2 separate regions of the Homo sapiens genome follow, and region 2 is linked to region 1. The links are chromatin contacts, found by Hi-C or POLR2A ChIA-PET in ENCODE. All regions are on one chromosome and are shown on one strand. The core of a region is the stretch at or near the end of the contact, and the rest is flanking DNA. Distances in the headings are between cores, read along the strand shown. Region 1 overlaps LOC107984116 (a long non-coding RNA gene). Region 2 overlaps LOC105379013 (a long non-coding RNA gene).

The links. A loop is a pair of places that touch in the nucleus more often than their neighbours do. ChIA-PET counts read pairs that join two places held with the same protein, here RNA polymerase II (POLR2A). Pooled maps may share reads with other maps.
Region 2: a pooled map shows a loop between it and region 1 (2.1-fold over the local background). The contact joins two enhancer-like sites. A Hi-C loop is called at or near these places in 2 of 168 maps with a recorded cell type or tissue (HCT116 and cardiac septum) and 7 of 50 pooled maps. POLR2A ChIA-PET finds 5 or more read pairs at or near these places in 1 of 52 experiments (WTC11).

The regions. Positions count from the first base shown.
Region 1 is chr5:68,961,624-68,964,449 of GRCh38, reverse strand. It overlaps LOC107984116 (a long non-coding RNA gene), which reads left to right. Exons shown (of 3, transcript XR_001742709.2): 2 at 2,287-2,581. Among named protein-coding and RNA genes, the nearest start is that of LINC02198, 67 kb to the left of the region's middle. Within about 2 kb of position 1,414, at least 10 of the 41 ENCODE cell types and tissues checked have a DNase peak (open chromatin) inside an H3K27ac peak, as active enhancers do.
Region 2 is chr5:68,672,072-68,674,977 of GRCh38, reverse strand. The region is part of intron 2 of LOC105379013 (a long non-coding RNA gene); the gene reads left to right. Among named protein-coding and RNA genes, the nearest start is that of LINC02198, 360 kb to the left of the region's middle. Within about 2 kb of position 1,342, at least 2 of the 41 ENCODE cell types and tissues checked have a DNase peak (open chromatin) inside an H3K27ac peak, as active enhancers do.

The sequences.
Region 1 (2,826 bases), core at 165-2,664:
GTGTTGGAGACACTTTCTCTGGAGCAGCTGCATAGAACGGTGTTGGTGCAGAAATCTGGAGTCAGCCTGCTGAGAGGCCTTCTCTGTGTGAACCTGGGCCAATAACCTCTCTGTCCCTTAGTTTCCTTGTCTCTGGAATGTGGATGACAGGAATAGTTCCTACCTTATAGGGTAGTTGTGAGGGTTAAATAAATGAGTTAATGCACCTAAGGCGTTTAGCATGTTGCCTGGCACATAGTAAGTGCTAAATAAATGTTAATTGTTATCAAAGTGTTGGGTAAAAGGAAACTTCATGCCCATTCTGGCTGTCATTTAAAAACGACTTAATGTTTGATTAAAATAGTCACATCAAAGGTCGAAATATATAACAAAGTGGAACGTTTCTTCTCACCTGTGTCCTCCATTCCTGCAGTTCTCACACCCCTATAAACATGTAACCACTGGAATTAATTCTTTGGGCAAACTTTTAGAAATACTTCATGCTGTAATCCCAGCACTTTGGGAGGCCGAGGCGGGCGGATCACAAGGTCAGTAGATCGAGACCATCCTGGCTAACACGGTGAAACCCCGTCTCTACTAAAAATACAAAAAAAAATTTAGCCGGGTGTGGTGGCAGGTGCCTGTAGTCCCAGCTACTTGGGAGGCTGAGGCAGGAGAATGGCGTGAACCCGGGAGGTGGAGCTTGCAGAGAGCCAAGATGGCCCCACTGCACTTCAGCCCAGGTGACAGAGCAAGACTCTGTTAAAAAAAAAAAAAAGTAAGAAATACTTCATGCATGTAGAAGCAAACACAAACATATCTCCTCCTTCTTACACAAATGACAGTGTATTATGCATATTGTTTCTATGCTTTTCCTTCACAAACATAACGATGTGGCGATCTTTCTATATTCTTACCGAATGAACTTCCTCACTATTTTTTTTAAAGCTGCATAGTATTCCGTTGTTTGGATCCACCATAACTCACCTACTCATTTTCTTTTGACGGACATTTAGGTTGTTTACAACGTCTTCCAAACTGTCTGACACGATGTTTTTACAGCCCAAATACTGGGCAGAGCCGTCTGCATGAAACATTTCGAGGAGATTATCCATGAACTATGGAAGAGCCGAAAAAAGTTCTTGTATCCTCTCTTTTTCCCCGCTTTTTGCTGTAGTAAACTGTAATCAGTCCAGCCAAGAGGGTTTTATGGGATTTGGGCTTTGTACCATCAACATTCATTAAATAATACTGGAATTTGTTCCTGCCACGGATGAAAACTTAGCCAGTTGGTAATAACTTACACATTTGCTGCCTGAAAAGGAGCAAACAGCCGGTAAGGGTGACTTAACGTGGACAGTCCGGTCACCCTTCCCCAGCACGGTGTCCATTCACCAGCAGAGGGCTCTCTCCTTTTGGGAAAAATACAAATGTCTCCGGGAAAGGTTTTAAACTTCACAGCCGGGCACCGAGTGTGGTGTTTCTCTTCTCTGCAGTGGATTGGTGTGTCGCTCCCTTGAATATTTAGGGATTAGCTGAATACTGAATTTGTCTGTGTTTTGAGTGTGTTTATGTGTGGGGTGTTGTGGAGAGGAAGAGAGTCCAGCATTCCCCAGAGGTCTGAGGAGAAAGCCTGTGACTTGATCCAGAACCAGGGATTATAGTTTTTCCCTTCTTCAGTGTATGAGGCATCCTGGCCTTGTCCTGTGTTTCAAGATTAGAAACCACACACATATATCCCAGTTTTCTGGGATATGCTTGTGAGATGATCGGGCCGTAAACCCTGTTTATATGACCCCTGGTGACTGCTCTTTCAGGTTAGTGTTCCCAAAAAGTCAGGTGAAAATCTGTCTCATTACTTTCAAGGGGAAGAGGAAAAGCACTGACCACCCCCCTACCCCAACACTTTTTTTTTTAAGGACAGAGTCTCACTCTGTCACCCAGGCTGGAGTGCAGGGGCGCCATCTCAGCTTACTGCAACCTCTACCTCAAACAATCCTCCCACCCCAGCCTCCTGAGAAGCTGGGACTACAGGCACATGCCACTATGCCTGGCTATTTTTGTATTTTCTGCAGAGGCGGGATTTCAGTATGTTGCCCAGGTTAGTCTTGAACTCCTGGGCTCAAGCGATCCACCTGCCTCAGCCTCCCAGAGTGTTGAGATTACAGCTGTGAGGCACCATGCCCAGCCGGCAGTGCTGACATTAATTTAGCATTTCCTGAGGTAGTCTAGTGAGGTTAGGCCACTGAGTCCTACTTCTCTCCATTCTCATTGGGTTGATATTCCTGCCCTTTCCATCCCAAACAGTGCAGTTCAGGAAACCAGGCTGAAGAATGTGAAATACATCGCCCAAAGTCAGACACGGAGGAACAACTGCTTCGGAGCTAGCAATTTCCTGAGCTGGAATTGCACCACTGGCCTGTAGAATCCAAACTGTTTTCTACCAGAACAACTCCTTCCCTGCAGGAAGCAGGGTGTGCACAGCTGAACCCTGGTCTGAGAAGGTTGAAGTCACTGACTCAGCCCCAGCAAGGAAGTTGCCCTTCGACTTCTGACCTCTGGCCCTGTTTGAAAACCAACTCAAATCGTTTTTCTTTTTCAGGTAAAGACAAAATGATGCCATGAATTTCTATTTTCTTTTATTCAGGGCACACCTAGGCTAATATTGAACAAACTTCAAGGAAATGGAAGACACAAGGGTTTTGAGAAACTGAATGTAGAGCCTGCCTCTTGGAAAATGGTCCATTCCCAGACCTGAGTCATTAGGGCAGGTGCACAGAGCACCTGCACACTGGGCGATTGCCCAGAGGTTCTCCAGCTAGAGGGAGTGGAAGACCCCAAACTGGT
Region 2 (2,906 bases), core at 93-2,592, 290 kb after region 1:
ATTTTCATTGGTTTAGTCCTCAGCAAATATTTGAGTGTCTGTTCTACTAGGAACAGAATCTATAATGTGGGCTAAACACTGGCAAACTCCTGCCCCCGTGGAGCCTTTGTTATGATGAAGAGAGGTGTATTAGAACAATCACACAAACATAACGTTGCAAGCGTGCTAGGTGCTGGGGAAGGGAGATCTTTTGGAGGACTACAAAAGCAGTTTTCCAATGCTTCCTTTGAACTGGACTCACTTCTGAGACCATAGCCTGCATTAACTCATGTGGCCCTTATGGCAAAATCATGATGTAAGTACTAGTGATCAACCTTGTTTTGCAGAGAAGGAAGCTGAATGTTACATGGGCAAAAGTCATACAGAGAGTGAGTGGTGGAGTTTGGGTTTTGAACACAACGTGTTGTCTTCAGGGCCTGAGCTTTTAATTACCACCTTGGACAACTAGCAGTGGGATCTAAAGAATGAAGAGATGTCAACTGGGTGAAGAGGGGAGGGAAAAATGTTCCGAGGAAGAGGGAAAGCAATGAACATGCCTTGAAAGCAGAAGAGAGAATAAAGGACTGAAAAAAGAAAAATGCCAGTGAGGCCGGGGTGGAGAAAATGCTGGGGAAGAGAACACAAGAGAGGCAGGTGACGTGAGTGGGCATCACCCCGTTTTAGGGCCTTACAGGCCATGCTAAAGAGATTTATTTTTATCCAAAAGGCAGTGATGAGCCACAGAGTGGTTTTCAGTAGGGAAAGGACACTCTTAGGCTGCCCTCATTACCATATTTAATATTTGCAACTACCGTGAGGAAGGAATGAAAGCTATTTTACTAAAGAAACAGAAGGTTCTGAGAGAGCTGAATGCTTTGCTAAGGTCACAAGACTGAAAAGTGGTAGAGCTGGGAATGAAACTCAGTTTTCTCATTCTGAAGTCCATTCTCTGAACCAGGACACTCTGTGGCATCCTTCTGTTCTTTCGAGCACAGCCAGGTCAGGAGCACACCTTCCCTTCATGGAAGCTGTTGAGTCGGCTTTGAGTTCTGGGAATTCTGTCCCCACACGTTCTGATCTCGGTGTGGGAACACAGACACGGTTCCTTGCATCTCGACAATCACTCTTTAACTTTGGAATTTTCTAGTCTCTGTTTATTGTCTTTTACTCCAACTCCAATTCACCCTTTCACCCTGCCCACCCCTCAGCCCTGCAATTCTGCCGTGGGACACTGTACATGTGGCCTCTGATAAGAATCACTCCATTCAGAGTCGCTGGCAGGTAGGTGTCCTATTTGCTCAAACAAGCGTGAAGGTCTCCACTCCTCAGATTTCACTGCTGTGGAGCCTGGAACTGTTTGGTTGGCCTTCTTCTGTTCTTTTGGAGATAGTGTGTTTCACCCTCCAGGTAAACTTCAAACTAGTGTTCATTTAAATATTAATTTGCAATTGCACAATCCCTCCTGTGATATTACCACATTCTGTGGGAATTAGGCTGAGTGAGCCTTCTTGCTCACTTTAATCACACATTTCAGCAGTGCCGAGACTTGCAGCAGAGTCGGATTCATTCTTTTACACCATCCAAAACACTCTGCAGAGCTAACCAAATTGAAATGAGCCCCTTCATCTTACGCACGGATAATTAAACTTCAAACACTGTTTATCTCAGTCCCCAAATCCTCAGAATGCAGAAGCAAATTAATTTTAAATCTATATCTGCTTTAAATAGTAATTGTTTAATCAACAGGCTTGATGTATAATTATATTCTTTGTTCGTACTCCTTGCAGGCTTGAATAGACCACATAATTCCTGGGTTGCTTTCATTTCTGTAATTAGATCATGTGACAGATCCTTACTATATTACAGTTGACTATAGTTGCTTCTCTCCCACCCGCTTCTAAGTTTGAAAATGGTTTCTCATGAATTCTTAGATTATAACAGCCCCAGTTTAACAAGGAGCTATAAGTATTTAGCTTTAATCCTTTACTCTTCTTTGACCTAATAATTTACTAGGGAGCAAGTGAATTTTATTGGTGGCTGTGTGCTTTCAGAATTGAGAGTTCTTGTTCTCCTTTTGAACTTCTGTTTTCCCAAAAGGAATCCCTTCTTGACCACATAGAAATACATTGTCTGAACCCCTTGAAATCAATATTATCCTTATATAAGTGATAGTTGAGGTTCAAACTGAGCAAAAATAATATACTAGGGTATTGTTTTCTGATCATCTGGAGTTTCACGGAGAAAGAAGTAATTTTCTTTGTTAGAAAGCATAGATTTATCTCCAAGAATTTATTTTACATGCCTGGCTTCATCCCATAAAAATGAGAGCTGGACATTAGATAATTAGGTCAACACTGAAATCTATTCTTTAATTGGAATTTGTTTCTCCCACACAATATGCCTAATTTTCTGTGATTCTGTCTGTGCTAGAAATATGATTGCTCAGCCAATGTGGCTCTTTTTACTTCCTGTTATCAGTTGTGTCCTCCAGCCTGTTATCTTTCAGATTTGATTTCCCCAGGATCTTGCAATTCTTACTATTTTTCTCATTTTTGTTATTGAGGTATGCAAAATTGGGTAAGGTATGGTAGGTATGGCCTAATAAATACTGTATAAATTGAAAGGCATGATGGAGGTTGGAGAGAGAAAGAACATCATTCAAAAAAACAATAACAACATAAAGTGTCTATACTTAAAGCTCAAAATAACCAGGTTCTTTCCATCATATTTCCAAATTAGATCTAAGTTTGCACTGTCTCTCCTCAGTCTTCTTCCCTATATTCATTTCTTGTTTTTTTTTTTTTTTCCTTCCTGTGGAGTATCTGTGTTTTTGATTACTTTCTCTTACCTATCCAACCATACATTTTTTCAGGCAGCATCTCATTTTGCTATTTGATCCAGCTATGCATTTTTATCAATTCCATAAC